Linked DNA regions of Homo sapiens: region 1 is linked to region 2. Evidence: read pairs that join two places in POLR2A ChIA-PET (ENCODE). Cell type or tissue: OCI-LY7. All regions are shown on one strand. Links, peaks and the distances in the headings refer to the core of each region. The heading gives the core; the rest is flanking DNA. Region 1 holds the start of MIR3909 (microRNA 3909). Region 2 overlaps RASD2 (RASD family member 2).

The links. Peaks named below come from ENCODE experiments on the same cell type or tissue, not always from the same donor. Only the 100,000 strongest peaks of a DNase experiment are listed, where the experiment ranks them.
Region 1: POLR2A ChIA-PET joins it to region 2 with 10 read pairs; 1 of 35 experiments calls an interaction of 5 or more read pairs at or near these places.

The regions. Positions count from the first base shown.
Region 1 is chr22:35,330,948-35,346,632 of GRCh38, reverse strand. It overlaps TOM1 (target of myb1 membrane trafficking protein), which reads right to left. Exons shown (of 15, transcript NM_005488.3): 9 at 13,619-13,652; 10 at 13,136-13,229; 11 at 12,185-12,305; 12 at 7,845-7,920; 13 at 849-908. MIR3909 (microRNA 3909) reads right to left here and starts at 10,993; the gene lies at 10,875-10,993. It overlaps MIR6069 (microRNA 6069), which reads left to right and starts at 9,834; the gene lies at 9,834-9,912. RefSeq lists an enhancer at 8,909-9,818. In OCI-LY7, for the core only: CTCF peaks have their summits at 8,293 and 8,494 (motif pointing right); a DNase peak (open chromatin) is centred at 8,451.
Region 2 is chr22:35,544,388-35,560,072 of GRCh38, reverse strand. RASD2 (RASD family member 2) reads right to left here. Exons shown (of 3, transcript NM_014310.4): 2 at 12,993-13,272; 3 at 6,074-8,570. The coding sequence starts at 13,263. The coding sequence ends at 8,041. Among named protein-coding and RNA genes, the nearest start is that of RASD2, 11 kb to the right of the region's middle. RefSeq lists enhancers at 6,804-7,783, 10,320-11,030. In OCI-LY7, for the core only: no CTCF peak of the experiment used is centred there; a DNase peak (open chromatin) is centred at 7,362; H3K4me3 peaks cover 417 bases; H3K27ac peaks cover 484 bases.

The DNA of each region.
Region 1 (15,685 bases), core at 5,912-10,911, 210 kb after region 2:
CACAGCACGCCAAGCCCAGCACCTGGTGCCCAGTGGGACCTTGATGAGTGCTGGTTCCTTTCCTTGGAGGGTCACAAGGGGTGGGTGGTCCTCACCCCTGGGGGGGAAAGGCTGACATCCAGAGGCTGAGGGCCATTCATGCTAACACTGCAAACTAGGGAGGGGGTGAGGCTTCTGCCACCAGACAGAAAGCCTGAGTCCTTGGTCTGTGGCTTAGTCCTGGGCAGAAATGGTCTCTTCACCTGCAGAAGGCGGCTTCTGGGCCTGAAGTGCCCATGTGGGCCTTGGTGCCCAGAGACGGGGTGGCAGATGCTGCGGTAGGAGCCCTGGACGGAGAAGCTGAGTCTGGCCCTGCCCCTTCTGCTCCCTGGGAGGGTGGCAGGGCTTGGGGTCCCCATGACTGGCACCCGCCCTCCTCCTCCTGGGTGCTTCCCCTTAGAGGACAGCTGCTTATCGGTCTTCTGATCTGTAAACAGGGTGGTGATGGGTTCCCTCTGCAAGTGGCTGGAGTCTTCTGAGCTACTGCAGGTAAGAGCCTGGCGCTGTTATGCTTCCTCGGTTAGCCTCTCTAGCCTGGCCTGATGTCCCTAAGGTGGGCTGACACCCACTGGGACCTCACCTTGGGAGCAGGCTCTGGGAAGCAGCCGAGAGGCTACTGTGCCCAGGACTTCTCTGGGGGGCGTGCCAAACACAAGGTGGGCAGGTGGCAGGAGATGGGGACTTTAAGTGTGCCCCTCTGCTCTCAGGGTGCTATATGCTATATAAGTCTACCCTGGCCCCATGGGTCATTTCTTGGTGAGAACAACGGGTCCTCCTGCTGTGTGGGTGAGGAGTGGGCCCCAACATACCACGTCAGTGGACAGCCACTGCTCGATGTCCTCCATGAGGCAGGCCTGGGTGACTGGGATCTGGAAGGAAGGGCAGAGGGTAAGGCAGTGCCCTAGGTGACAAGGTGGAAGACGTGCCAGCTCAGCACCCTGCAGCTGGGTGGCCCTGGGCAGCCTCCCACCCCAGCCTCAGCTGCCTAGCTGCCCGGACCCACCACTGGGCCCGCTGTGCCAGGCTGTGGGTGATGGAGGTGCAGAGCCAGGAGACTAAGCAGGGGACCAGGCTCCCAGCAGCTGGAGCAGGGCCAGGGGTCAGAGGGAGCTCCTTCCCCTTGAAGAGAAGAACCCCAGTTCCGACACACCCTTCGGGTAGGATTCTAGGCTGGAGGAGGGGCTTTGGGCAATGGCCTGGGGCAGGGGCTATGCTGCAGGTGCTCAGGAGCATCTGACAAAAGACACGCCAAGCCCAGGGTCAGACCCCAGGCATTTTCTCCAGCCGTGAAGGCTGGGATGGGGACATGGTTAGTGGGCCAGGGGTCCCCAGGTTCCATCCCCTGGTGTCTCTGCAGACGCAGATTTCATGATAGAAGGGGGCATAGCAGGGCCTGAGAGCAGAGGCGCGAAGTTAACCAGACAAGGCCAGGTGGGTAGACCCAGAGGGGCGGTGCTACAGATGGGGACATTTCACTTTCGGCCACAAAGACATGGGCTGTGCCACGATGGCTCCCACACAGGGGCAGGAGTTGGAGGCTTTCCTCTCTAACGGCTTCTGCAGGGGCAGACTCCAGTTGGAGGTCATGGGCACAGACTTCAGAGTGAGAAAGAGCTGGACCTAGCTCACCCCTTAACACAGTGTGACTCTGAGTGGGTTACTTAACTTCTCTGCGCCTGATTTCCCTCGTCCTTAGGGTGAGGCTAGCAGCAGTACTTACCGTCCAGGTGGCTGTGAGGATGAAATGGGATGTCAAAAGCTTAGCACAGGGCCTGGCATGGAGGAGATGCTCAAGAAACCAATAGGCCAGTTCCTATTTACTATTAATCAGTAATGGCACTAATAGCACTAGTTACTAGTGAGCTACTTTGGAAAAGACAGACAGAGTCTTTCCCCAACCAGGCCAGTTTGGTTTCCAAGCTCTGTCACCCAGCACCTGAGGACCCCCCAGGCAGGAGCAGAGCCCAGAGAGAAGGCAGGAGCCGACTTCCCAGCAGCAGTGGCAACAGCAAGTGCCCAGCTGTGCACACCGGCTCCGTCTCCCGCTCCGCTATCCCCATCGCCTCTTAGCTGCCAGACGGGCTACCTTGTCCTTGCCCGAGACTCAAGAGCAGGAACCGGGCACAGAGGAGCTGCGGAAGCTGGGCTGGCCGGGCCAACCCGGAAACAGCCTGAGCCCTGGGGTCCCGCAAGACCCTCAGCTGCCCCTCCTTGCTCCTCTGGGCCTTCTCCTGGGTCCCACTCCCTTGGAGAGCAGCACGGTGCCCCACGCCCATGCCTGGCAGGAGCCCTGCGAGCACCCCCAGCTTTCCGGGTGGCCGGGCCTGGCCCCTGCTCACCATGCCTTGTCTCACCATCCAGTCACTGAGGCTTTTCCCGCAGCCGCCTCCCATCTGGGTGAGAGAGAGTCACGCTGATGGCGGAGGGACGGCAGCGCCAGGGCCACTGGAGGGCGCGGCTTCTAACAGGGGTGCGCCTTTCGGGTCAGGAGGCCTGCTGCCACTTTGGGAGGCGTGTGTGTGTAGGGGTGTGTGTAGGTGTGTAAGGGTGTGTATGTAGGTGTATGAGTGTAGGTGTGTGTGTAGGTGTATGAGTGTAGGTTTGTATGTGTAGGTGTAGGTTGTGTAGGTATAGATGTATGTGGTGTGTGTAGGTGGTGTGTGTAGATGTGTGTGGTGTGTGTAGGGGTGTGTGTGCAGGTGTGTAGGTGTATGAGTGTGTAGGGGTGGTATATGCAGGGGTGTGTATGTAGGTGTATGAATGTAGGTGTGTATGTGTAGGTGTAGGTGTGGGTAGGTGTAGGTGTGTGGTGTGTGTAGGTGTGTATGTGTAGGTGTAGGGGTGTGTGTGTAGGTGTGGTGGGTGTAGATGTGTGTGTGGTGTGTGTGTAGGTGTATGAGTGTGTAGGTGTGGTGTGTGTAAGGGTGTGTGTAGGTGTATGAGTATAGGTGTGGTGTGTGTAGGTGTGGGTGTAGATGTGTGTGTGGTGTGTGTAGGGGTGTGTGTAGGTGTATGAGTGTAGGTGTGGTGTGTGTAGGTGTGTGTGGTGGGTGTAGATGTGTGTGTGGTGTGTGTAGGTGTATGAGTGTGTAGGTGTGATGTGTGTAGGGGTGTGTGTAGGTGTATGAATGTGTGTGTGTAGGTGTGTGTGGTGGGTGTAGATATGTGTGTGTGGTGTGTGTAGGGCTGTGTGTGTAGGTTTATGAGTGGAGGTGTGTGTGGAGGTGTGTGGTGGGTGTAGATGTGTGTGGTGTGTGTGTGGGGGTGTGTAGGTGTATGGGTGTGTAGGTGTGGTGTGTAGGGCTGTGTGTGTAGGTGTATGAGTGGAGGTGTGTGGAGGTGTGTGTGGTGGGTGTAGATGTGTGTGTGGTGTGTGTAGGGGTGTGTGTGTAGGCGTATGAGTGGAGGTGTGGTGTGTGTAGGTGTGGTGTGTGGAGGTGTGTGTGGTGGGTGTAGATGTGTGTGTGTGGTGTGTGTGGGTGTGTGTGGTGTATGGGTGTGTAGGTGTGGTGTGTGTAGGGCTGTGTGTAGGTGTATGAGTGGAGGTGTGGTGTGTGGAGGTGTGTGTGGTGGGTGTAGATGTGTGTGTGGTGTGGGGGTGTGTAGGTGTATGAGTGTGTAGGTGTGGTGTGTGTAGGGGTGTGTGTAGGTGTATGAGTGGAGGTATGACGTGTGGAGGTGTGTGTGGTGGGTGTAGATGTGTGTGTGGTGTGTGTAGGGGTGTGTGTAGGTGCATGAGTGTGTAGGTGTGGTGTGTGTGTAGGGGTGTCTGTGTAGGTGTATGAGTGTAGGTGTGTGTGGAGGTGTGTGTGGTGGGTGTAGATGTGTGTGTGGTGTGTGTGTAGGTCTATGGGTGGAGGTGTGGTGTGTGGAGGTGTGTGTGGTGGATGTGGCGGCTGGTGTAGAGGGATGAGGCAGGTATTGTGGTACCCACCGGGGGGTGAGCCACAACAGCTCTGGGATGCCAGCGCCCTGGGTAGGCTGAGGCAGAGCTGACAGCAAACTAAACAAAGCTTCTCAACTCTCTCCACAAGGATCCCAGAGGCTGGGCCTCAGCAACCCCAGGATAGCAGGGCAGGCGGCTGTCAGATGGTCTGGGGGCTCCCAGTAGGGTCTGACAGGCACCCAGGTTTTAGAAACATCAGTTTATCCAACCTTCTCACATTCATCCATGGCACACATGCAGTTTCCTAGGGCCCCAGAGTGGAGGGAGACGAGAGTCCTGCTCCCAGCCCGTCACCCTGTGCCTGGCTGGTTCACCCTACTCAGACCAGCATGGGGCCTGGCACATGGCACAGGGCACACAGCAGGCATGTCAGGGAGTGAAGGAACTAAAACCTGGCACACAGCATGCAATACCACCTCGTCACACGACTTGTGAGTCCTGCTCTGAATCCCAGGGCGCAAACCTGGGCTGCGCACAATTGGCACTTGATTCTGTTTCTTTTTTTTTGAGATACAGTCTTACTATGTTGCCCAGGCTGGAGTGCAGTGGTACAGTCATAGCTCACGATAACCTCAAACTCCTGGGTTTAAGTGATCCTCCCGCTTCAGCCTCCCAAGTAGCTGGCACTACAGGTACCTGCCACCGCGCCTGGTTTTGATGCTGTTTTGTACTCTGCTCTTGGGAATCATGTTCTCACGGTTTAGTGGGTGAAGGCCTTACCACCAGCCAAACTCCAGCACCCCAGGAGCAGGCATTTGCTCACAGAGTTTTAAGAAATCATACCCTGATTTGGCAGAAGTGGCTTAAATCTCCCAGGTTATCGGAGATAAATCAGTGATAACCGGTTTATCAGCTTCTCTTTGCTGCCAGTGGAGTTGTGTGGTGCGTTTCCTCCCTGTGGGCGGGCTGCAAGGTAGTGTGGGAGCCAGGACACCTGGGCTCTAGTTTTAGTCACGCCTGAATTGCTGTGTGCCCCTAGGGAAGTGAACCCTGTCTCTGGGCTGCAGCAGGAGCAGATTGGCTGGGATTGCTGCCCACTGGGTGGTGGAGTCAACCTCTGACCACGAGAGGCCAGGTGGCCTGAGAGGGGAGCTCCTACAGCAGGCTCGCGGTGTGTTGGTTCCGATGAATCCCGACACACTGGAAGCCTGAGGCTGAGGAGGGAGACACACACCTCCACTCACTCTCCTTTGCACCTTAGGGCTTTTCACAGCTCTAAGGTTACCAGCATGGCTTAGAAGCCAGGCAGAACAATACCTACGAGACCCTAGGCAGGGTATCTCCCTGTCCTCAGCCTCAGTTTTCTCATCTGTAAATGGGATGAGGACATGGCGGTACTGCGAAGCGTAAGTGCCGTAATACCGTAGTGTGTGCCAGGCACCATACCGAGGACAGTACACCTGTGGTTTCACTTAAGCTCTTCCTGGAACTCAGTTTTCTCATCTGTAAAACGGGATAATAACATACCCTAAGGGTTTCTGTGATGACTCACTAAGAGAGGGGATGCAAAGTGCTTAGTGCAGGCCTGGCCCGGAGCACAGGCTCAGCAAATGATGGCTTACACCCGAAAAAGGACTGGAGTCTCTGACTGGTGTGTGCGGTGGATGTGACACGGGTGTGCAATGTGCTGTGCTTGGTGGCAGGTCACACACCACACATGGGAGGTACTGGATTCTCTTGTTGCCCACTGGGTGGTAGAGTCAACCTCTGTCCACGAGAGGCCCAGATGGCCCACCCCAGCGTCCTCCACCTTGCCCTGTTCTGACTTGGGAATGGCTCCTGAGATGCTGGGAGACCCAGGAGCGGAGAGAGTGCCCTTGGGGGTCACGAAGACTTTGCCCACAGTGGACTGGCCTGGACGGTTTCCACAACTCGTCCCTCCCTGCTTTCCTTCTTTTCTTGAGACAGGGTCTTACTCCATTGCCCAGGCTGGAGTGTCGTAGTGCAATCTCAGCTCACCACAACCTCCACCTCCTGTGCTCAAGCGATCCTCCCACCTCAGCCTCCTGAGTAGCTGGGACTAAAGGTGTGCGCCACCATGCCCGGATAATTTTTAAATATTTTGTAGAGATGGGGTTTCCCCATGTTGCCCAGGTTGGTCTTGAACTCCTGACCTCAAGTGATCTGCCCACCTCGGCCTCCTAAAGTGCTGGGATTCCAGGTGTGAGCCACTGTGCCCGGCCCTCCCTGCTTTCCTAGCTCCATCCTGATCTTTCAGATTGGAAGTCAAGTCCCTCCTGTGCTCAAGACTTCCCCGCGGCCTCCACCTCACTTAGGATGCAATCTGCAGCGCTCCTAGCCGCGCTGAGGTCCTCTGGTCCCTGCTATATACCCATAGAGCTTCACTTCCTACCCCCAACCCCATGCTAGCCTCAGAAGTCCCCATGCTGCCTTGAGCCTCCTCTAGCCTCCTCGGCCCCAGGTCCACCACCCTCACTCCCCCGGACTCCCTGGACTCCCAGGTCCGGCTGTTTCTAACTGTCTCCCATGGGACCTGCTCTGTCTGCTCACTTGCTGGAGCAGAAATTCTCACACTGCCTGAAAAGCATCCAGATACACGTTGACATGCATGAGAGAATGGTGCTTGGAGGTCTTGCCAAAGCGTGTGGGGGTCACCCACAAAATGTGCTCGGTGCTGGACAAGTGGCTGTCACTCAACACACAGTCAAGGAACTAAACGGAATTCAAAGAGCACCCTCGCATTTCTCCCCGCTGCTTTAGGGTCCGCTCTTTTTTTTTTTTTTGAGACGGAGTCTCGCTCTGTCGCCCAGGTTGGAGTGCAGTGGCGGGATCTCGGCTCACTGCAAGCTCCGCCTCCTGGGTTCACGCCATTCTCCTGCCTCAGCCTCCCAAGTAGCTGGGACTACAGGCGCCCGCCACCACGCCCGGCTAATTTTTTGTATTTTTAGTAGAGACGGGGTTTCACCGTTTTAGCCGGGATGGTCTCGATCTCCTGACCTCGTGATCCGCCCGCCTCGGCCTCCCAAAGTGCTGGGATTACAGGCGTGAGCCACTGCGCCTGGCCAGGGTCCGCTCTTTTATTCCTCTCTGCCCACACTCCTGCAGATTAAAAGTCTCTAGAGAGGCAGAGAGGAATACTATTGAACGGGCTCTAACTCCATGTAAAGCTCCCTAAATATATCCTCTCACACTTCTATTATAAACAAGTATAGGTGCTAGGATAAGCCCCAATGTACAGATAAAGAGACTGAGGGTCAGAAAGGCCAGTCATTTGCTTAAGGACACATAGCTGGTAACTGGTAGAGCTGGAATGTGAAGCCCGGGCCACTGGTCTCCAGTTTCTTTCTTTTTTTTTTGAGATGGAGTCTTGCTCTGTCACCTAGGCTGGAGTGCAGTAGCACAATCTCTGCTCCCTGCAACTTCCACCATCTGGGTTCAAGCGATTCTCCTGCTTTAGCCTCCCGAGTAGCTGGGATTACAGGCATGTGCCACCACGCCCAGCTAATTTTTGTATTTTTAGTAGATACGGGGTTTCACCATGTTGGCCAGGCTGGTCTTGAACTCCTGACCTCAGGTGATCCACCCGCCTCAGCCTCCCGAAGTGCTGGGATTACAGGTGTGAGCCACCACGCCCGGCCTGGTCTCCAGTTTCAAGTCAGGCTCAGGTCTGAATCCTTGCTTGTGGGCTTGGGCAAATGGCCTGGCCTCTCTAGCAGTTTCCATAGCTATAAACTGGGAATAACCACACTAGCCAAAAAGAACCGACCTGACGGCCAAACGAGGAAGGGCCTGTGGACGTGCTGGGCCAGTGCTTGGCCCACAACGGCACCCAGTGGGTGAGCATTCCCTCACCTCCTTCAGGAGGGCCCCAGGGTGGCAGGATGGCCCCTCTGCTTACCGCGCCAGTGCTCTGCTGCCGGGCGTCCAGGGCTCCAGCCAGGCCGTCTGTTGCTTGGGGGGCTTCGTATTTTACCCTGAAAGAGAGACCACCAAGCCATTGGATGCTGCCCTTACCGATGGCTGATGCAAGAACGGAGCGGGCTGGGGGGCACAGATTGACGGCTCCCATCCTCCAGGCCTGCCTGGAAATGGTAAAAAGGGTCTCATTTCCTGCCTCTGGAAATTAGGATCTGACAAGTGACCTACATGACAGACAGCAGCAAAGGCTGGAGAGGTTAGGGAGGGTGTTGCTGGCCAAAGACTGAGACCAAGACCACCAATGGCTATGACCAGGATTGGCCAAACTCAGGAGACTGATAAATAGCTCCAGTGCCCGTAGGCTCATGGAGAATTCCCAGCAGACCCTTTCTTGAGCAGATCTTGTTTCCTATTTTATAGACTGTGGTTGTGTATGAGGTCGTATTTGAATGGGGGATTCCATTCTGCTGCTGAAAACACATCTATAAACTGCTGGGTGAGGTGCCATCTTGTCTTGCACTGGCTCACCAGCACAAAGATGACTCTGCCCCCACCTTGTCTCAGCAGCATGGGAGGTGGCTTGGTTACAGCTCTTCTAAATGTCCTCTGGGGGGTGCCAGCCAGCTAGGCAGGGTGGGGAGGCAGGAACTGGGAGGGCACGCAAGGCTGATGGGCTGGGAGCGGCAGAGGCTGACCCCACAGTTGCTGGGCAGATGAGGAGAGGCAAGGAAGGGTATGTTGTGTGTGAGGTTAAGTCTCCTGGGGAGCAAGAGAATAACCTGAGTGAGAGGAGAAGCTGGCTAAGGAGGAGAGGCGGCTATGGTGTCTTTCCCAGCTGCCGCAGTGGGGGTGCCCAGGGCAGGTGTTGGGGACCCAGCCCTGTTGCAGGGAAAGAGCCCTGTTATTCTCGCCCTGAACTGCCGGCAGACAGGACTTCAGCACTGGCTCAGTGCAGCTTTGAGGCAAAGAAGTAAGCCACAGAATTCTGGTCACAAAGGGAAAGGCCTGCGATTCCTGTTAGGAACAAGGCCACCTGACACGCTAGTGAAGCGGGGCTGGTCTAACTGTAGGCTTCAGGAACTGGGACTGCATCACATTTAACTCTTGCAATACCAGCTTGCTTTCTGAGGAATGGAGTAGGCTGGCACTGAAAGGGGCTTCTTGAATATGACCCCCAGTTCCCACGCAGTCATTTTGAAGAGTGCTGCTGTCTGTTCCTTCCCACCAGGGGCAGAGTTTGCTGGTGGAGTGTGACCACTAGCTGGGGCATTCCCTGGTTACACGGCTCCCATCCATGGCAAGTGGGCCAGTGACTACGGCAGGGCCCTGCTGGAGCCAACCTTAAAGCCAGTGGCGGGGGAGGTGGGGCGTCAGGTTGCTGACTTCTGACCCAGAGAAGGCCTGCTAATTGAGGGTCTGGAGGTGCTTGTTGCTGTCTCTAAGACATGCTTGGCGCATTGTGGGCAAGGCTGAAGAAGCCATGCCCAGCCCCAGAACACGCAGAAACCCATGATTTCCCTTCACTCAAAACAACTATCTGGGCCAGGTGCAGTGGCTGAAATCCCAGCACTTTGGGAGGCCAAGGCGCGCGGATCACGAGGTCAGGAGATCGAGACCATGCTGGCTAACATGGTGAAACCCCGTCTCTACTAAAAATACAAAAAATTAGCCAGGTGTGGTGGTGGGCGCCTGTAGTCCCCAGCTACTCGGGAGGCTGAGGCAGGAGAATGGCGTGAACCCAGGAGGTGGAGCTTGCACTCTGCAAGCGCCACTGCACTCCAGCCTGAGAGACAGAGCGAGACTCCGGCTCAAAAAAAAAAAAAAAAGAACTATCTGCCCTTCCTAAGCTTAGCTCCTCGCCACCCCTGCCCACACATGGCCCTGAAGCCCAGCTGTCCCTGAAGGCCATGCCTGTGGTGGTGGAGGGCCAAGCACTTCCCTGGAGGAAGCCCGCACCTCCTGCACTGGGTGGTGACCCCTGGGCTAGGGCCTGCTGCCCCCTGCCCAGTGCAGGAGGGTGGAGGGTCACTCCTTAGGTGGTCCCAGTGGGGCTGGTGGGCAGGGGCTGCACCTGGGCCACTGGGGTGACACTTGTCTAAGTGCTCCTTGTAGAGAAGGCCTCTGTGTACAGCAGCACTGACGAAGATGCGGACAAAGCGGGGGAAGGACACCCCTGCCTTTGTGAAGGCCTAGCCGAGGCGTCTCTGCTGTGGCTCGCCCAGAAGCCCTGCTACTCCTTGGCATTGAGTGGATAGGACTGGCTGCAGGAAGGCTGTGACGGTGCCAGCTGTGGTCAAGGCTGGAGCAGAAACAGCGGCTGATAAGGAGCTGGTTTCCCTGCCAGCCAGGGCAGAGCTGGTTGCAGGCTGGTGTGAAGTGGGGAGCCAGGCAGGTACAGGGAGGAGCGGGCTGGACACCAAGCTGGCAGAAAAGGCCAGTCAGGTGACCAGAGCTGGAAGATCCACCAGAAGCATTTAAGGGGGCCAGCCAGGCAGGAGAACAAAGGGAAGACGAAATGGATGCTCAGGTCCACGCCTGACCTTGCTGGATGTTTTCTGCCAGGGTGGAAACCAAGCCCTGGGGAGGGCCTGCAGGAGAACCAATGGCCTGAGAAGGTGCATGATGTCATTTCAGCTGTGCTCAGCTGAAGGCAGTTTCAAAGATGAAAATCTGATAAGAAAAAAGATCCTTCCTGTGCTCCCTCCTGCTCATGTTAGAATAAAATCAACTGCCTCTCTGTAGCCCAGTGGGCCCCACCACCCTCTCAGCATCCTGCCCCCTTCCCTGTGTGAAGAGCATCTTTCCCAGCTGCTGTGCGGGAGCCAGGGCACCTCTCTCCCGCCCTGCCTCTGAGACTTTGCACATGCTGTTCCTAGTGCCTGAAATGGCCTTCCTATCACCCAGCACCTGGTCCAGCTCTGAGTACCCTCCGCAGAGTTGCATGCTCCCTCCTCTGTGTCCACAGAGCCTGGTGCCCCCTCCAGGACAGCACTTAGCCCTTCACAGCGGTGGTCCTGGTGCATGTCACTCTCCCATGAGACTGCAGGCCCTAGAGGACAAGTTCCTTGTGTGCTTTTCCCTGTCCCCCGGAGCCTGCTCCCCAGAGGAAGGACAGCGCAACAGCATACCTCAGCCAGGCTGGTGACCAGGGCAGGCGCCAGGGTTCTCCAGTATGGCCAGCAGTGTTGCCTGCTGGGGCCTCTGTGGATGGGCGTGTCTGGCTGCAAGTCCCATCACACTCATTAGCTTGCCTTTGCAGGGTAGCCTCGGCAGCACCCCTAACTCCATGGCAACAGCTGCTGGTCCCAGGGTACCTGGGCTTAAAAGTACAGACTCTGCCCAGACTAAAGAAAGATACAGCTAACAGCCAGGGCAGCCCTAAGGACCTAGCAGGCTACAGCCTGGACCTGGATTTGTGGGTGTGGAGAGGTTATCCCTGGGCTCTCTGGAGGCCCATTGACAAAGTTCCAAAAGACACCAGAATGACCTCTAAGGAGCTGAGTGGGGTCAGTGGGAAGATCCCATAATCTAGAACTTTCCTTAGCTATAAGAATCCTGGCTGCCCACAGCTCAGCCCTGGGGGTCACAGTGGGCAAAAGGCTGAAGAAAACATCAAGCAGACTGTTCCTCTTACAAGCCTGTACGGGGCCAGTTCTCCCGCAGGTCCCGGCAAGGGGTCAGACCCTGGTGGACACACTCAGGCCACGTGCCTATGCTGCTGAAAGTACCCCCTGAAAATGCACGGTGCACAGGGAAGGGCAGAGCCCCAGCTCTGGGGCAAGGCTGACAGAACCTGCTTAATCTTCTCTGGAAATTAACGGTGGCTATGGAACAACAGAAAAAGACTTGACTTGAAAGTCCCTGAGGATTTATCAGGAAACTTCCCTGCTCCTGGAGGGCTTACTATGCGGTACACAGTGCAGGGAGGGGGGCGGGGGGTGGAGACACTGTGTTTTGGAACCAGACAGCCCTAGGCTCCTAACCTAGTGCTGCCAAATATTAGCTCCTTGACCTGGGGCAAATGAGCCTGCCCCTCTCTGTGCCTCAGTTTCCCCCTCTGATCAGACTATGTAAGATTCTGGCATACAGTGGGTCATTAGGCTCCCCCTCCCCCACCCAGCATGGCCTGTGGGGAGCGCAGTCTGTCAACTGACCACAGGGCTCCCAGGCCATGCTGGACTGACTTAGGGGATACTAAGGGCGTGCTTACTAAGCAGGGTCCGTGTGCCCTTCCTCATGGTGTGCCACCATAAAACCGGGTTCCAGAACCCCGAGAGCCACCCGAACTGCAGGGGACCAGGGCAGGGCCAGGCCACTCACTCTTTCCGTTGGTCAGCCAGTGAGCTGCCCCGTGTCAGCGCAAACATGTCAAACTCATCTTCCAGTCGACCAGAGGCCTCCAGAGACTGCAGGCCAGCTCTCACACTGCTGGAGCCCAGGTCTGCAGGGACAGAAAGGCCACGTGAAAGACCCATCCACAAGCTTGTGTGTGAGCTGCTGCTGAGCTACCTGCTGCCAGACCCAGGGCTTGGTGCTGGGGAAGTGGCACGTGTGGGTGGGGGAATGCGCGAGGCAGGCCACCTGCTGCTGGCTGTGGGGCCTTGGGCAAGCGGCTTCCTCTTCCCAGCTTTAGTTTACTCACCCCTCTTGGGGCTGCTGTGAGCGTTAGAGAACAGTCAAAACGCTATCCATTGATTCTGCTGGGGAAGTGGCTGGGCAGGAGGACAGTAATCAGATGGGTAGTCGATTTTTTCAAAAAGTATAGCATTAGTGATGCAAAATGGGGTGCTAATGATTTCCTAGGGCTTGGCATGAAGCAGACAGTAAATTATATTAAAACCTATCACAGTGATAACAGTGACAATGGCCAACTACTCAGCCAGAGTGCAACCTGGGCCTGGCATGGTCTAAGCGCTTCTCATACACGAGCTCCCTACTCCTGTTAAAGAGGAGGAAAGAGAGGCTCAGGAGGTTTAAGGAACTTGCCCAAGCTCACGCAGATGATTGAAGCCATGGAGAATTCAGTGTAGAGGGCCAATCCTAGGATGGTAGGATTTCTGAGATCCAAGGCGGCTCAGGACTTGTGGGGCTGCCAGGGGCAGTGACCCCGAGTGCCCCACCTTGCAGCAAGATTCAGCCTGGGACCCCAGCAAGGTGGGGTCCAGACTGACACTCTGCTGTGGGTATATAACAAGGGCACCCCGAAAATCTGCAGGGGTGCCCACAGTACCATAATGTACCCTCAGCTGGAGCCCTCCAAACCACACTTACTCATTCCTGCCAGCTGGGATGAGAGGTTGCCGGTGGCTGCTGGGTCAGGGCCCATGTCGATCAGGTCAGCTGCCGGCTCGGCCTCACTTGGGGCCTGGTGGGAAGGGAGATGCCCTGATCATCCCCGCTGTCTGCAGCTTCGTTCCTTTCTGCCCCAAGCACTGTGGCTTGCAGGCTTTGCCCAGGGATCTGTCACCAGGGCCCCAGGAGCTAGGACTGGGCATCAGGGAATTTCCTTCCTCCCCTCTGGCTCCAGCTCAACTGGACTCCCTGGGAGGTTGGGGAGACCCTGGGGCATCAGGTGGTGGCACAGCCTTATTTACCTTAAAGGGACAGGGACATAAAAAGTTAGAAGGGGATTTCTCTATGGGCCTGGATAAGACAGCACCACCCTGTCCAGTTTACTAGGGGAGGGAGGTGAGAATGGCACTCCTTCTTCCCATGAACAGGGCCTGATCTAGTCACAGAAAAGAAGACTTTTACCTTGGTGGTCTGGCCTGTTCGGAACCGTTCAAACCTACAAGACAGAAAAGACACGAGTTATGGAGACAGACTGAGACAGGCCCCCACACACGGCCAGGCAGAGCTTTTCAAACTGTGGGTCTCAACATCAACACGGTGGGTTATGATCAGGGTGATGACACGTCTGGTGTGCCCTGGACAGATCCAGTTCATGCCTGCTGTCCCTGGGTAACTAGCAGTGCTCCTCTTTCCCTTGCAAAAGTGTCCCAATTTGGATGATCAATTATAAGGCAACCTTAGTCATGAGTAGCATGAAACAAATAAACAGGAATAGGTTAGAACAGCAAAGAAAATAGGAATGCATGGCACGCAGTAAAGGTAAGGACTGTCTTATGAAACTTGTTTCAATTACATATTTGTGTGTGTGTATGTGTGTGTGTGTGTGTGTGTTAGTGCTCTCTTCAGTGCTGTAAGAAAGATACATGTATCTCTAATCTTGTTTTATGGAGCTACTTAGGGGCCGGTGTGATAGATCGAGAAGACTTTAGTGTGGGGTCTGTTCAAGTCGTGGCCTTGTCACTTATCACATGACCTCGGGTAAATTATGTTCCTTCTGAACTTTAGTCTGCTTGTCTAGTATCTGTAGGCACCTGCCTCCCTGAAGTGCTGAAGCCCAAATTAGGACATGGGTATAAGTGACTGCGAGCTTGAAAGCACAGTCAGATATTAAGCCTAATGACTGTGGATATCTGAGGGTACCAGCTGCTACCAGATGGGGCCCCTCAGTCACCTCACAGCCCATACCCCAAAATGGCAGGGAAGAGGCCTTTCATTCCACTGGGCCAACGAGCAGGAGAAGCTAGGCAGACGTGACCTGCAGGGTACCCCCCACTTTCCACTGATTTAGAATCAATCAGTGAGTGTCTTTTGATGGAGAAAGACACAAAAAATGAACAAGGGGCTGGAGGAGGCTGGAATAACTCATGTCAGTTATCAGACACCCTGGACTGCTAAGCGCTTTACAGACACTGTTTCATGGACTCTCACTTATGCCACAAGCCTCATTTTACAGATACAGAGGAGGTGTGATGGGCACACAATTTCTGCAGACCCAGCAATCCTTCTCCTTCTCTTTCCTTTTTTTTTTTGAGATGGAGTCTTGCTCTGTCGCCTAGGCTGGAGTGCAGTGGTGCGATCTCGGCTCATTGCAACCTCTGCCTCCTGGGTTCAAGCAATTCTCCTGCCTCAGCCTCCCAAGTAAGCTGGGATTACAGGCACCCACCACCACCTCCGGCTAATTTTTTTGTATTTTTTAGTAGAGACGGGGTTTCACCATGTTGGCCTGGCTGGTTGCAAACTCCTGGCCTCAAGTGATCCTCCCGGCTCAGCCTCCCAAAGTGCTAGGATTACAGGTGTGAGCCACTGCGCCCAGCCCTTCTCCTTCTTTTGTAATAGCACCTAAGTACTCTTTAGAGGAACTGCTCCTCCCCCATTTCACATCATCCCGGTGGGGCTGCCATCAAAGGGCCCTCTCCCATACCCCAGCTGGTAGGCACAATGAAGCTCAGCCAATCCAAGTCTCTCTTGGGGATGTGACTCTTGAACAGAATGATACAAGGTGGGCAGGTGGGTGTGGTGGCTCATGCCTGTAATACCAATGCTTTCGGAGGCCAAGGAGGGAGGACTGCTTGAGGCCAAGAGTTTGAGACTAGCCTGGGCAACACAGTGAGACCCCTGTCTCTGCAAAAAGAAAAAAAAAAAAAGAAAAGAAAATTAGCTGGGTGTGGTGGTGCATGCCTGTAGTCCCGGCTACCTGGCAGGCTGAGGTGGGAGGACTGCTTGAGCCCAGGAGGTTGAGGCTGCAGTGAGCTGTGATCATGCCACTATACTCCAGCCTGGGTGACAGAGCAAGATCGTGCCTCAAAAAAAAAAAAAAAAAAAAGGTGGACAGGTGTTTGTGGACAAGTGTTTGAGCTGATGTATTTATTGATGGCAGCACCCTGGGGAGATGGTCCAGGAATTTCTGCTCCTGAGACATCTGAGCTGCCCTGGGATCCATCTTTCTTGTTCTGTTGGGAGACATCAGTT
Region 2 (15,685 bases), core at 4,578-9,577:
CCCCATGTGACAAATCGCCAAGTGCTTTGGTGTCCACCTTGTGTGGTCCTCACTGAGAGTCCAGGATGAAGAAATGGAAGAGTCCATGCTGACCAGGGTGGGGGCCCCAGTGGGAATGCTGCTCACCCCCAGGTGCACCTGCAAGGAGCCTCAGTGACACAGAAATCATTATGGCTGGTGCTTATGATGTGCCAGGCACCATTCTAAATGTTTCACAAGTAATAAGTCATTTAGTTCTCATAACCATCCAGTGAGGTGGTGTGATTATTCCTATTTTACAAATGAGGACGCTGAGTCATGGAGAAGATACGGAGGAGCCACAGCCAGAACTAGGGTGAGGCAAGGGAGGCAATTACCTTAAGCACAATACTTCAGATGCCCCCTCACCCACAAAAACCCCCAGGAATCAAGGTGAATAATATTTTCATGTTTTTTATATATATATATATAATGCTACTGTTAATATTTATATATAATTATAATTTTTATTATATATTGTATTATATTTATATTAATTTATATTATAATTATAATTCTATTTATATATTATTGTAATTATTATTATTATTTATATATTATCATTATAAATTAATGATATTTAGTGCTATCATTAATATAGATAGATAGATAGATAGATAGATAGATAGATACAATTTTTTGAGACAGGGTCTCACTCTGTTGCCCAGGCTGGAGTGCAGTGGCATGACCATAGCTCACTGCAGCCTCAACCTCCTGAGTTCAAGTGATTCCCCCATCTCAGCCTCCCAAGTAGCTGGGACCACAGGCATGTGCCACCACACTTGGCTAAATTTTTGTGATTTTTGCAGAGATGGGGTTTCTCCATGTTGCCTAGGCTGGTCTTGAACCCCTGGCCTCAAGCCATCCTCCTGCCTTGGCCTCCCAAAGTGCTGGGTTTACAGGTGGGAGCCACGGTTCACAGACTTATGTAATATTTTTAAAATAAAAATTAATGCAAAAAATCCATAAGGAACAAAATGTCAAAAATTTAAATAAAGACAAGATCAGTATTGAGGTGATATTCAGCCCAGTCCACTCAAACTGCAATTGACCTAGGGACCTGTAAACCTAAGAAGAAATGCTTGTTGTTGAGAACTACTGAATTTTGGGGTGGTTTGTTACACAGCACTATTGCAGCAATAGCTGACCAATACAAAAAGTCATTTGCCTTTTAGCAGATGAGCAAATGGCAGACGTGAGATTTGAACTCAGGCAGCCTCAGACCAGAGACTACGTTATGAACAAGCCAAATGCTCTGCCTCTCTTACTGAGGGGCGCATTAAGGTGTGCACCCAGGATACCTGGGTTGGTTCAATCCTGAACTCTCTAACTCACTTTCCTGCTCAGGGTTCCTCTTCCTAGATGAGGTAGGGGTCCCTCTGTGAGTGCCATTCCCCAGACCCCTTTATCTGGTGGATGACCCTGGCTTCTTCATTTTGGCTGACACTTTAAGAAGGCTGACCTCAGATTCCAAAGTAAGGTATCAAACCAAGAGCAAAATTTTCAAAGCATTTGGCCAAGAACCAGCTCCTTGACTCTTGTACTTCTCAAGATATACAATAGTCAGCAGGAAGAAGATTTCCTGGGAAAGAGAATCACTGTTGAGCACTACAGTATGCTGTGACAGGGACTGCCCTTAGCTCAAGCCTAGAGAGCTGGACATGTGTCCCTGGGCAGAGTGGCTCTGTGGGCCACTGTCCTCTGCCTGATAAATCTCACATGTGACAGACTGGCTGGGTTAGATGCTAAAGATCCCAGTAAACTCAGAGCAACTTACACTCTTAGAGTTGATTGGGGTAGAGGGTGTGAGTTTCATATGCGCCAGATGTGGGCTGACCACAAGAGGAAGCTGGCATGGGGGTGCCTCAGGCCCTGTCCGATAGAACACCCCAAAGGGGCAAAAAGCCTCTGCACAGAGAATCAAAAGGCGTCAGAAGATTCCTTGGGGCTGCGGAGGGACTAAGCAACCAACCCAGGTTTCTTCTGTCTTCCGGTTCCTTCATCTCTAGGACCTTGTCACCATCTGCCTAGTTGAAGCCACTGCCACATTCAGGTTCAGCCGAAGGGATAGGGGAAGAGAGTGTGGAAGAGGTACACCCGGAAGATAGAGATGCATAGAAGCCTCTGCAGATAACAGGTTCCTAGTGATGGCAGGGAACAATCTCCAAAATAACCCCTGAGATTTTAATGGTATCATTAAACATTGGCCATGCTTGGAACGTGACACCATCTTCCCAAAGTGCCGTAGTAACTAGGCAAGGAAGAACTCCCTGCTCTTCTCCCTCCACCCCCTTCTCAGCCTCTTCTCCCTCCACCCCCAAACCCACCTCCCAAGAATGGAGAAGAGAGGAACCAGAAGTAGCTAAAGAGAGAGAAGGCAAGTGAGAAAAGTGAAGTATCCACCCTTCTCTTCCCAAGTCTCCAGCTTTTTATGTGCAATAGACCACCGCTGGGCGAGGGAGGGAAACTCTTTTGAATGAAGACTGGAAACTGATGATCACACTGGCCAAGGAATTTTAGTTGAGACTCTACTTACTACTTAAAATGTCTGTGGTATATTCTGTTTTCCAAGAGAGATGAGAAAAATCATGGGATAGTCTAAGTTTTCATCTGGGGATGGGGGTTGGATGTGAATAAGTTCTCAGAGCCAATTATTTTTATTTATTTATTTATTTATTTTTGAGACAGAGTTTCGCTGTTGTTGCCCAGGCTGGAGTGCAATGGTGTGATCTCGGCTCACTGCAACCTCCGTCTCCCGGGTTCAAGCTATTCTCCTGCCTCAGCCTCCCGAGTAGTTGGGATTACAGGCATGCGCCACCATGGTTGGTTAATTTTGTATTTTTAGTAGAGACGAGGTTTCTCCATGTTGGTCGGGCTGGGCTCGAACTCCCGACCTCAGGTGATCCGCCCGCCTCAGCCTCCCAAAGTGCTGGGATTACAGGCGTGAGCCACCTCACCCGGCCTGCTCAGAGCCAATTTAAAGCAGCCTTGGGAGCCTAGAGCTGCTTTCTGATTTCATCTGCTAAGTGGAGCTTGTTTGAAGTCAGACTGCCCGTGGTGTCCCGAGGCTGGCCCACTGCATTAGGGTGGCTGTTTGGAGACAACAGGCTGGCCAACCAGATCTCTCCTCCTCCTTTCCACAGTGGAGTCACCGCTGGGCATGGGGCCACCTAGCAAAGGACTGCATCTCTCAGGCCTTCTCATAGGTAGGTACAGTCACATGGCTGGGCTCTTGCCATTGCTAGAAAGTGGAAGTGATGAGTCCATGGCTCTGAAAACAGCAGGTGTACCTCTTCCACACTCTCTTCCCCTATCCCTTCGGCTGAACCTGAATGTTACAGTGGCTTCAACCGTGCAGATGGTGACAAGGTCCTAGAGATGGAAGAACCTGAAGACGGAAGAAACCTGGGTGCCTGAGTGACCAGGTGGAGCAGAGTGACTTTGCCATGAAAAAGAAGTTGGGTTCCTCTCTTGTGACAGCAGCTCAGCCTTTTATTGTGAACGGAAGAGCACCCCATTTTCTGAGTTCCCTGAACCACGTCCAGACACTGCACCCCAACTCACTGGACTCTCCCACTAGAGAGCAACCTCTCAGCTGGCTCAGTTATAAAAGCCCTGGAGACAAAAATGTGCTTTGGAATCAGACATGGTTTCTCATCCAGCTCTGCTCCTTCCTGGCTGTGCAACTTTGGACAAGTGACTTTACCTCTCTGAACTCCATTCTCTCTTATCCAAAAAAGGATTCCAGCTAGCTCTGCCATGAGGATTCAATGACAGGACGCAGGTAAAAGGCTCAGCACAGTGCTTGGCACAGAGTAAGGTCTTCGCAAAGGTCAGCTCCTTTTCCCTTCCCCCATTCCCGGCAGCCTTCACTGCCGAGCCCCTGGCAGGCCTCCCATCAGCCCCCACCAAACCGTGATGCAGACTGAAGTTTTTCTTTCGAGTAAGTGACAGGTTCAGGGAGGTGGAACAGAACAAGTACTTAGAGTTCACAGCGCAGAATTCTTTGAAATCATGTTCCCAATGCTCCCTTCCTAGGGTCGGGGGATTAGCCGGCTATCCTGGGCTTGGCTCTAAATGGTCTCACCATGAAGGGAATTTTCCTACAATCTTATCCTACCCACTGTCCCAGGGCTAAGAAGACATGTGTCTTTCTCCTCTGTGGCAGCCTGTTGCTGTCAACCCCATTCCAGGGCAAGGACTGTGGGATGCAGGGAACAAAGAGTGGGGCTAGAGCTGGGGCTGGGGCGAGCGTGTTCTGTTTGGTGATGATTGGAATGTTGTGAGTTATGCAATAGGAATATTAATTCCTTCTAGTAGAGACCATCAGGGCTGCGAGAGGCTGTTGGTGTGTATCTGGTCCGGATGCCTTCCTCCCGCCTCCCATTTACTCATGAAGAAAAGGAGGCCTGCGAGGGGACGAGACTTATTTCCAGACCCACATAGAGAAAGGGAGTGGCAGCAGCAGGCTGGGCTCCAGCGGGACACCGTGGAGGCCTGTCTCTGTGCACCAGCGCCCTTGTTATGGTTCAGCGCTGATGGCGATGCAGAAGGGAGTGTTCGCCTCCATGCTTTGTGTGTATGAAAACCAGGATCTAGAAAGTGTCCGAGGGACATGCCTCCCACACTGACCTTCTGTGGCTGGGGTGGGCAAAGGATTGGAGGGGAGCTGGGCTGCTAGATTATCAGAAGCTGGGAGACAGGCCCCAGGTAGGCAGAGGTTAGGAGCCGAGCCCCCAGGTAGGCAGGGACTAGAAGCAGGGTCCCCCAGGTAGGCAGAGGCTGAAAGCAGGGCCCCCAGATATGCAGAGGCTGGGAGCGGGCCCCCAGATATGCACAGGCTGGGAGCGGGGCCCCCAGGTAGGTAGAGGCTGGGAGTTCTCCAGCTCCCCACACTATGGACTTGTGTGGTCTCGCCTCCACCACAGCCTGGCTCTGTTTTGTGAATGTCTGTGCAGAGGTTGTGGCTTCCCAATGGACAATGTGGTTCCCAATGAACCTTACACTGCCTGTCTCTCGACCTCCTTTATGGCCTAGCTCCCTGATCCTGCTGGTGGCATTTGCTGATCAAAAGCACAGATGGTTTCCACCTCCCTGATGCAAAATCTTTCTTCAGCCAGACGGAAATCAGACAGCCTCTGGTGTTGAATCTCTGATCTGCCACTTCACCAGCTGTGCCATCTTGGACAAGATATTGAGCTCTCTGAGCCTAAATGCTCAGATGGGGTGAACATGAGTGGGCTTCCCTCGGGGCTGGGTGATAGGATGGCGTGAGACTCGCTGGGTAAAACACACAGGGAGTATTTTACCTCACTGACTTCCTCCTTTCCCTCTGCCCAGGGAAGCCTCTCAGTCCCAGGGGGCACATTCCGTGTTGGTCAGGGCCCAGACCTTCTCCCTCAGCCTCCACTTTCCATCCTCACCCACATCCTGTCTCACTTCACAGGAGTGCTCATGCTGTGGGTTCCGTCCAGAATGTGGTCCAACAAATCCATCACACGCAGGTGGGGGCGTGTCCCAGCCCCTGGGGTGAGTCTAAGTAAGGCTGCCCACGCTTGGCATTTGAGGCCAGATAATTCTCAGTGGGGTGGGGGTGGAGGGGCATCCTGTGCGTTGGAGGATACTGAATGGTGTCCCTGGCCTCCACCCACCAGATGAGAGTAGCAGCCCCAGCCCCAGGCTTGGAAAAGGTTTCCAGAGATTGCCAACTGTCCCCTGCGGGTGAAATTGCTGCTGTACAGGAATCACAAAGAACTCAGACACGGAGATCCTCCTGGAGCTAATGGTCCACGGGGGCCCCTTCTTTGTGGACACAGACACCTCGGTACACACACCCGGAGGACCCAGGAGGGCCAGGCTGAAGGAGGGCATCACCTTCCATCTGGGGGACTTATCCCCCTCTCCCCACACTTACACTTGAAGGTGGACTCAGTGCTGACCCTCAGGGCCAGGGCACACGGCAGGTGCATTTTGGGAGGGAAAGGCCAGCTTTGGTCTGGAAAGGGGCACACCTCCTCTTGGAAATACAAAAAATACACATGGGCAAGGACACGGCTTTGTAACAAACCCACTTTTATTGATAGTGTACACGGAGATCCATGGTGGCGGGGCTGTGCCTGGGTGAGAGCGGGCCACACACCGGTGCAGCCAAGGTACCTGGTCTGCTCAGAAGGCTCAGGCAGTGGGTGGGGAAGGGGACAGAGGCAGGGTTGGAGCTGCTGCTTTGAGCACAGACGCAGGCAGGGGCCAAGGCTGGGGTGCAGGTGCAGGTATGCAGAGCTGGGGCTGGAGCATGTGTACATCTGTGTGTACATCTGTGTGTACTTGTATATACATGGGCATGGTGTACACAATATCTACAGGGACCCTCACAGACTGATCTAGGGAGAGGGTTGAGGACAAGATGTCCCAAAGCCCTGAAGGCCCCAGGGGCCAAGCATCAAGAGAGGGAGCACATCGTGGTATGTACTGAATGCCCAGCGCTAGCTTGCTTCTGCCACCCACAGACTTGCTGTGTGACCTGGAGGAAGTTACTTACCCTCTCTGAACCTCAGAAAGACCCAATAGAAGATCACTAAGGTTCCTTAGGGCCCTAAAACTTCAATATGTTTAGAGAGATTAAAATACAAAATATACTTGTTAAGAGCTGATGACAAGGGCCTTTGGTTTATGGGTTCAAAACCCACCATGCCTGAGTACATGGTGGTACCCAGCATAGCCCAATCCCGGGCACAAGGAGAAGACCCGCCCTGAGCTTTTCTGTCGGATCCCTCCCAGGCTCAGTTCTGGGTCCCAGCTGCTCCTCCCCGCCTCCCCACCGCTGTGTGTGCAGAAGGTGGTGGGGCAGCAGGGGCGGGCAGAGGCCAGGACTGGGGACCCTCTTGGTTTCCTAGGACACAGTGAACCCAGCACCCAGTAGGTGCTTAATAAATGCTTGAGGAACGAGCACAGTAGAGGGCAGCCTGGTTCTAGGTGGAGCTGTACCCTGAATTTGCTAGGGGACAAAGGTGGGGCCTGGTGCTCATCGTGTCCCCTCCGAGTCTCGGTGGTATCCTCTGTGAAATGGGAGCATTAAAAAAAAGCAGTCCTGGCCTGCCCACCCCACGCTTGTGCAATTGTCTGTAAACCGTGGAGCTCAATGGCGGAGGTCAATGTCTAGCTGCAAACAGGCCACGGAAACCCTGTTTGGGAGCAGAGGAGGAAGGCGTCCCGGGTGGAGGCCGTGGATCTGAACTGGGTGAGGGCCTGGCCAAGGAGGGAGTCACTAGGCTTTTACAGTACAATGATTTCCATTTCTACTACTATACATGACACGAAAACAGCTGCAACCACAACAAAGCACAACTGTCGGGCGGAGGGACCTAGGAGAGGAGGCTGAGGAACGCGGTCAGGAGGTGGGCGTGGTCTAAGTGGTGGGCGTGGTCTAGGAGGTGTGGCCACGCCCCCTTCAGACACAGAGTCCACTGGCTCAATGTCAGGCGCAGCTGGGGGCCAACTTGTGTGTGTGCTGGGGGTGGGAGGGGGTGCAGAGGCAGCTGAACCAGAGCGTAAGAGTTGCAGGGCTGGGAGAGAAGTTCTCCCAGCTGCCACCCAAACCAAGCTGGGTGTTATGCCAGGAGAGAGGAGACCTTTCTCATCTGGCCTTCTGTGTCCTTTTCATCCTGAGGCTTGTCCCAGGAGGCTCCATATGACGCAGCAATCCTCACCCCTCTGGCATCAACATTTCTTCCAACCCCAGGAGAGGAAGGTGTAACTTGAGTCTCTGCCTAACTCTTGAGGCTGCAGAGATGTGTCCTCCCACAGAGGAGATGAAACCACCAAGGAGCTGTGGACAAGCGGACTCAGGAAAGCTGTGAGAAGGCAGACGAATGTGCGGAGGCCAGCGCCCGGGGGCCTCCAGTCTGGTGCCTAAGGTCTGTGAACAAGACTGCTGCCGGGGCCTCGGTGGGGAGATGCGCACAGTGGGCATCTGGGGCCACCTCCCTGAAGGCACTGGCCAAGCCCCGCCCCAGCATCCCTCGCTCACTGGATGGTGCACTTGTCCCTCTCACGGGCCTGGCCTTCCCGAAGGACCTTGGCCTTGATGTACTTGAGGTCACTGTTGACGCTGGGGCGGCGGGCGAAGGGCGAGACCATGCCATAGGCGTCCATCTCCTTGACGCGGCGCATGCAGAAGGGCCTGGGGTGGAAGGCGTCACCGTACTGCACGGAGATCTTGCGATGCAGGGCGGGGCTCATCTCGTGTGGCAGCTTGGCCATGCTGAAGAGCACGTAGAACATCTCGTCCACGTTGGTGTTCTTCTTGGCCGACACCTCGAAGTAGGCGCAGTTCTCGTCGCCCGACACCAGCAGCTCGGCCTCGGTGGTGGGCACCTGGCGGCACAGCTCGCCGTGGTCGTTCTTGTTGCCACAGATGACCATGGGCAGCTCCGCCGCCTCCTTGGTCTTGTTCTTCAGGCAGGACTTGACCTCCAGGATCTGCTTCTGAAGGCGCTTGACCTCATCGAAGGACTCCCGGTTATCCAGGCTGAACACCAGGATGAAGACATCCCCTGCAGGGAGAGAGCCCAGGTAGTGAGTTCACCGGCCAGCTGCAACCCCTGCCCTCCTCTGGCCACAGAACATCAGCCCTAAGAGCTGGGAGTCACAGGTGCCCTGAAGCAGTTATGCGGCATAACTGCTTTAACCTACACAGCGACTCTTCGGGGTAGCTGCGATTATTCTCCCTGCGATTATTTTCCAGGACAGGAAACTGAGGCTGAGGGGGTTGAAGCCCCTGTTCACAGTCGCATAGCTAACACGTGGACCACTTGGTTCAAATACAGTTAACTCACTTCACATTTCTTTGCAGGGCTGGAGAGGGGTAGGTCACTTGTGTGGACTGTGTTCAGATAATAATAAAAATCATTTCTATGAGAGCAGGGGTCCTGCCTGTCTTGCTCAATGCCTAGTTTGCATCTGGCCTCATCCGCTTAGCTGCCAGCAGACTTGGGCAGATCACGAAACCTCTGTAACCTCAGTTTCTCTGTCTGTTTCATGAAGATGAAATATTACCTTGCAGGATGATTTTGGGAGTTATGCAAGATAATGAATGGACAGTGGCACATGCTCAGTGACCTCAGGTGTCAGTAATGATGAGAGTGAGGGCCTACTGGGGGCTAAGCACTGGGTGTATGCTCCAGGCCCGTTGTTCTCTTGATTCCTCACTATGCCTCTGTCAAGATTTTGTTACCTTTGCATTACAGGTGAGCAAACTGAGGCTCAGAAAGGGTATGCAGCCTGCCCAAGATCACACAGCTTCCGTGTGGCTAGGCTGAGATTTCTACCTGATTCTGTTCTCACCTAGCTCGTGCCTGGCACCCGGTAGGTGCTCTCTGCTTCTCAAATAAATCATAGGATGAAAAAGTGAGTGCTGGCCTCCAAGGCCCACACTGCCTCCAGGATAACTCACTGCATCACTCAAGGCAGGCTTGTGAATCTGAAACAGGGGCTGCTGTGGAGACGGTGGGGTGGTGGGGAGGCTGTCTGGACTGGTACCTCCATCCTGATTTCCAGCTTTTAATAAGCACCTTCCTCACTTTTGCTTAAACTTTTTTTTTTTTTTTTTTTTTTTTGAGATGGAGTCTTTCTCTGTGGCCCAGGCTGGAGTGCAGTGGTGTGATCTTGGCTCACTGCAACTTCCACCTCCTGGGTTTAAGCGATTCTCCTGCCTCAGCCTCTGGAGCAGCTGGGATTACAGGCGCCTGTCACCATGCCTAGCTATTTTTTATTTATTTATTTATTTATTTTCTGAGACAGAGTTTCACTCTTGTTGCCCAGCCTGGAATGCAATGGCAAGATCTCAGCTCACTGCAACCTCCACCTCCTGGGTTCAAGAGATTCTCCTGCCTCAGCCTCCCGAGTAACTGGGATTACAGGTGCCCATCACCACACCTGGCTAATTTTTTGTATTTTTTAGTAGAGACGGTGTTTCACTGTGTTAGCCAGGCTGGTCTTGAACTCCTGACCTCAAGAGATCTGCCCACCTCGGCCTCCCAAAGAGCTGGGATTACAGGCATGAGCCACTGCGTCCAACCACTTTTGCTCAAACTCTTGATAGCCTTGTGGTGTGACAAGATCCCTGTCTCACAGATGAGGAAACTGAGGCCCAGAGGAATCAGCAATTGGCCCAAATTCTTGAGAAGAGAAGCAACCAGTTCCAGCTTCTGGCAGAATGGCTGCCACCTTCCTCTGCACCCCCAGAGCACATCATTTACCCCCATTTAATGGCACATGGCACATTCAGAATGGTGTCCAGATCAAAGGTGTGCTCCAAACAGCTCGGGCACAGAGAAGGGTTCCATCACCCACTCGTCCTGGTCTCCCCAGGGCCTGGCACACAGTCAGTGTTAACCAAGGAAGCCTGAATGGATGGGAGGTGATGGAGGGAACTGCAGTGTGGGCTCTTCTGAAAGGCACTTGCGAGGCAGCGTCAGCTTGGCAACTCTTCCTGCTTGGGCTGCCAAACCCCATCCCGTTAGGCTAATCCGGGGCCCCTGAGGACTCGTGGCCTTGACATATTCAAATGCGAGACTGCGATGCCAAGCATCAGAGATCGGCCCGTCTGGCAGCTGGAAGAAGAGCTGGCAGTGGAATTAATGGCTTTCAGAATTTCCTGAGCAGCAGGAAAATGAGGTTGAAAAAATGAGGTTCCACCAGGTTGGAAAATGAGGCACGGGTTGGTGTGTGAAAAAAAAACAAGCATCAGACAGCTGTGCTCAGAATGATATGCGCCATAAAAAAGAGACAGACAAAAATACTCTCCATTGTGGGGATACAAATACGAATGCCGGTGTAGTCACGGAGGCCCGGAAGGCTCCATGCCAGACTGCCAGGGTGGCCACCTCCGGGGCAGGGGCAGGAGCCTGGGATTGGGGACATGGGTCAAAGGGGCATTAGCTTTATCTGTAGCGTTTGCAGGAGGGTGTGTTTGGGTATTACTTGTGTCACTGAAAATTAATGCTGAAAATATGCATGTGCTTCCTCTCTACATCTCCCCTCTCCTTCCCTCTGTCATTAGCCTTATTCATTGCAGCGGGTACCCAGTCCCCTCCCCAAGGCTGGGGGAGCTGACACCAATGCAATACCCGTCACGTGCTGGAAGCTCCCGCCACAAGCCTTCTTGCAGTCCTCACAGCCTCCCTGCGGGGTATGAGGTTAAGCCCACTGTGTGGCTGGGGAGGCTGAGACTCAGACAGGATGCATGTGCCTCTGGTCACACATTTAAGCCAAGAGGCCCAGCAAGGATTCGAACACAGGTCGACCCAGGGCTCTCCTATCTACATGCCCCTTCTCCAAAACTCGGGGTGGAGCGGAGAACTTGACTGCTGTCTGGGTCAGATGCTCGGAAAAGCCAGCCTGGAAGAGAAAGCACTCAAGGAGGGGCCACCCCGCAGCCTCAGTCTTGGCCTCAAGGCGGCAGCAGGGCTGGGAGTGGCATGGGTTTCTCTGTATAGAAGTACCTCAGTTGGGGGGTTATCTGAATGATGCCTAGAGAGTTGCCTGCTCACTCCTTCCCTTATCCCTGCTCAGCAACTTCAGGGGCGTGACTTGGGAAATGATCGTGTAACCCGTAGCAGGCCCACTTGCAAATGCTGACTCAACAGAAGACTTGGGGATTTATTGTGCATTTACTATCTGCTCACCAAGCGCCTTACATATATTCATTCATTTAAGTCTCACAGTCCCTTTAGGATGAGTGTTGATGTGGTGCAGTCTTACAGATGAGAGTGCTGAGACACAAGGAGATAAAATCCCTTGCCTCGAGGTACAAAGCCAGGAAGCAGCGGAACCAGGGCTCACACCCAGGTGCTGGGTCCCGGGCTTGTCCTCTTAGCTACCATGCTAATGCAGTGTAAACAAGGGCACAGCCCCTCAGCTCCACTCACCCCTTCTTCCCCCCAACCTCCCTGTCCCTCCTCACCCTTCCCAGCAGGGCTGAGAGGCTGTGGTATGGCTTTGTCTGAAAGCACAAAAGCAGACTGCCTTTACGAGCTGTGCTACCACTGGAGTGAGTTACTTAACCTCTCTGGGCTTCAGTTTCCCCACTTGTAAAAAGGGAATGAATAACTATTTACTATGAGGGTTAAATAACTACATGCTGGCTGGCCGCGGTGGCTGACGCCTGTAATCTCAGCACTTTGGGAGGCTGAGGTAGGCAGATCACGAGGTCAGGAGATCGAGACCATCCTGGCTAACATGGTGAAATCCCGTCTCTAGTAAAAATACAAAAAATTAGCCGGGCATGGTGGCACATGCCTGTAGTCCCAGCTACTTGGGGGACTGAGGCAGGAGAATCGCTTGAACCCGGGAGGCAGAGGTTGCAGTGAGCCGAGATCGCGCCACTGCACTCCAGCCTGGGTGACAGAGCGAGACTCTGTTTCAAAAAAAACTACATGCCAAGCTCTAAGAACAGGGCCAGGCCCATAGCTTCTGATAAGTGTCAGCTAGTGCCATCACCATCACTATGACCATGACCAAGCCCCCTTCCCTTTGGTGATCACTGCCTGGGTCCTGCCCTTACCTCTCTAGGAGGTGGCAAAGGCCTGGGGTGTGGGAGACCTGAGCCCCGTGGACTGACCTTGGGCCCTGGAGCTCTGGTGGGTCATCTTCCGGAGAAGGAAAGCAGCAGCCAGGGCATCATTCTGTTCCCTAGAAAGGAATATCCCTGGGGCATGCTGGTATCAGCTCCTGATCTGGAAGGCGGCCCCGACAGCCATGAGTAATCGATCTGGAGTCTAACAGAATGGAATCGGGGCCCCCGACTTCATCACTATTTCCAGCACATGGCAAAACCTCTCTGAGCCTCATTGTGCAGGGATGACGCCTGTCTCAGACGATGGCTATGCAAGTCTATGCAAACTGCCAAGTGCCCAGCACACTCCGCACCCATGCCCTGGCCCTGCCGCCCCAGCCCAGGCACCAGTGGGCCTCACCTGTGAGGATGGACAGCCTGCGCATGGCGGGGAAGGGGTGGTTGCCAGAGGTATCCAGGATGTCGAGCTGGTACATGTCGCCGCGGATGTTGTATACCTTACGGTGGAAGTCCTCGATGGTGGGTGTGTACTGGTCCTCAAAGCGGCCATTGAGGAAGCGAGACACGATGGAGCTCTTGCCCACCCGAGAGGCACCCAGCACCACCATGCGGTATGAGTTTTTGGCGGGCACACTGAGCGTGCAGTTCCCGCTGGACAAAGTCTTCATCATGGCTCGGGGCTGCAACAAAGCGAGAGAAGCAGGCATCAGGGCCCCCCCGACCTGGCCCCACCACCTCTTGGCCTCCTCTAGGCCTCTGTCTAGGACTCAGTTTTCTGTCTGTAAAATGGGAACATCAGACGAGGTTCTAAGGGGTCTTGGAGTTCTACCCTCTCATTCATTCATGCCCTCTCCTTTACTCCTTCCTTCATCCACTCACTCACTCAATATCCGTTCATTCATCCTTTCATTTATGCAAGCACCGGACTCCTGGGATTTGAATCCTTGCCTTGCCTCTAGCTACTGATCTTGGGCTAGTAGCTTAACCTCTCTAGAAGTCACTTTTCTCATCTGCAAAATGAGCCCAATTCATAGAGTTGTTGCAAAGGGCTCAGCACATGGTGAAATCTCAAAAATGGTATCTATGGTGAGAATCCGTTCTTTCCCTGGTTCATCCATCTGGCTTTCCCGGAGCCTGTGATTCTAGGATAAGACATGGGGAAGGCACTAGCATGCATTTCTTAAGCCTGGGGCAGGGGGTGGTTCTGTGGCCATTCAGCCCTCCTGGGAAGAAGGGAAGGCTATGTCCACACCGCATGCTCCAAGCCCAATGCCTGGGGTTGCTCCTGCAGCCACCTCAGGAGGACCCACCTTTAGACCTGTGCTCTGCATCTGGCGGGCTCCCTCCGCTCCATGACCTGCCCGGATATTTTTGCCTCCCAGGCCCTAGGTGTTTACTTGCCTCCAGGAGACCCAGAGGCCCGGAGTAGAGGATGTGGAATGGGGAACGACCCATGGCTGGCTCAAGCTTCCCTCCCAACTCCAAGGGTTATGGTTCTGGGGCAAACCCAGAGCTTTCTATGGGAGCCTCTTGACCTCATGAAAGAGGCCGACATGGATCCAAGCTCTTGTATAAGCAAACCCGCAGGCTCCACCAGGCTCACCCCAAAGGCTCTTCACAGCCCAGCCCTCCCTCCTTTCCTACCTTAGCGCCCACCAGAATCCCCGCCCCAGAACCCCTGACCCCAGTCACCCTCGTCAGTTTGAGCTCTGCTGAGATCAGCCTCCACTCCTTTGCTCATGCCACCCCTCTGCAGAACACCCTCTTCCCCTTATGTTTCAGGGTCTGGCTCAAGTGCCACCTGCTCTCTGAAGGCCTCTCTGATCTCCTCACCCTTGCAGGAATCCCTCCCCTCTCCAGAGGAGAGCTTTCCAGCCCCTGAACTGCAAATGGGCACAGGCCTGCTGAAATATCAATCCCCTAGGTCTTCCACAGGCTGCCACAGGTTGTGCAGGTTGGATACTGCACAAGGCGCATGGCTGGGTGGGCAAGTGGGGGCTGCATCCCAGAGGTGGGGGCTGTATCCCAGACGAAAGGGCATCTTGTGTAGAGGAAAAGGCACTGTTTTTAAATTCACACAAAGGGCTGTATGTGCCCAAACTCGGTCCCCACCCCAGGATGCCCCAAGTCGGTTTCCTTGAGTGCCTCGCCCATTGACCCAAGGCGCTTTCCAACACCATCGCTTCCTGGCTATCATGAAGCTAAGGTCTGAGATGGCCACTGGAGGTGGAGAGATTGCCTGCGTGCGAGTCCCTGGCACACATCTGGATCTGCTCACCCTGCCCAACTACCAGCCTCTGTGCAGGAAACCGGCTCTCAAAAATACCTTTGTTAAAAGCCCTATTGCCAATTTCCATGGCGTAAATGCTCCCACTACGGTCACTTCTAAGCTACTAATGTGACTTCGATGAATGAATCACAAAGGGACGTGCACAATAAGCCAGCTCAGCACACGGCGGACCCCAGGCCTGGAGCCACAAGGACGACAACTGCTGCCACTTGAGCCCATGCAGTGTGCCAAGCCCCGCACTAAGTATAGAAATAATCATAGCTGGCATTCATTTTGCAGCTAAAATATGCCAGAGTGTTCTAAGTGCTGCACACATGTTAACCTATTTCTCCCTTCATAACCCCAGAAAGCAGGTGGTGTTATTCTCCAATTTACAGATGAGGAAACTGAGGCACAGAGAGGTTAAATTACTTGCTTACAGTTGCACAGCCAGTAACCAGCAGAGGAGAGGTTTGATCCCAGGTGGTCTGCCCCGAGCTCAGAAGGCTACGTGACTAGCTACTTGGTTAACAAAGGAGGCTGGGTAGTAGTTCAAGCCTAAGACCCCCACATCCCCCACCCAGCTCCCACCTAAAGCTGTCTTTGAATTTATCCCACAAAACTGCCATGCCATGAACAGAGCAGGGGCTCAATAAAGGGTCTGTGCATTCATCAAATGGCAAAGGGCTCTGTCTTTGGGTTTGCCTGAAGCCCCACTCTGGGACCTTCTCTCCTCAGCCTCAACCACCTGACTGGCCCAGGGGCTGTGCCAAGGAGGGCCCTCCCCTAGGGCAGCCCTGATGAGGTGCCCAGGGCATACGTGT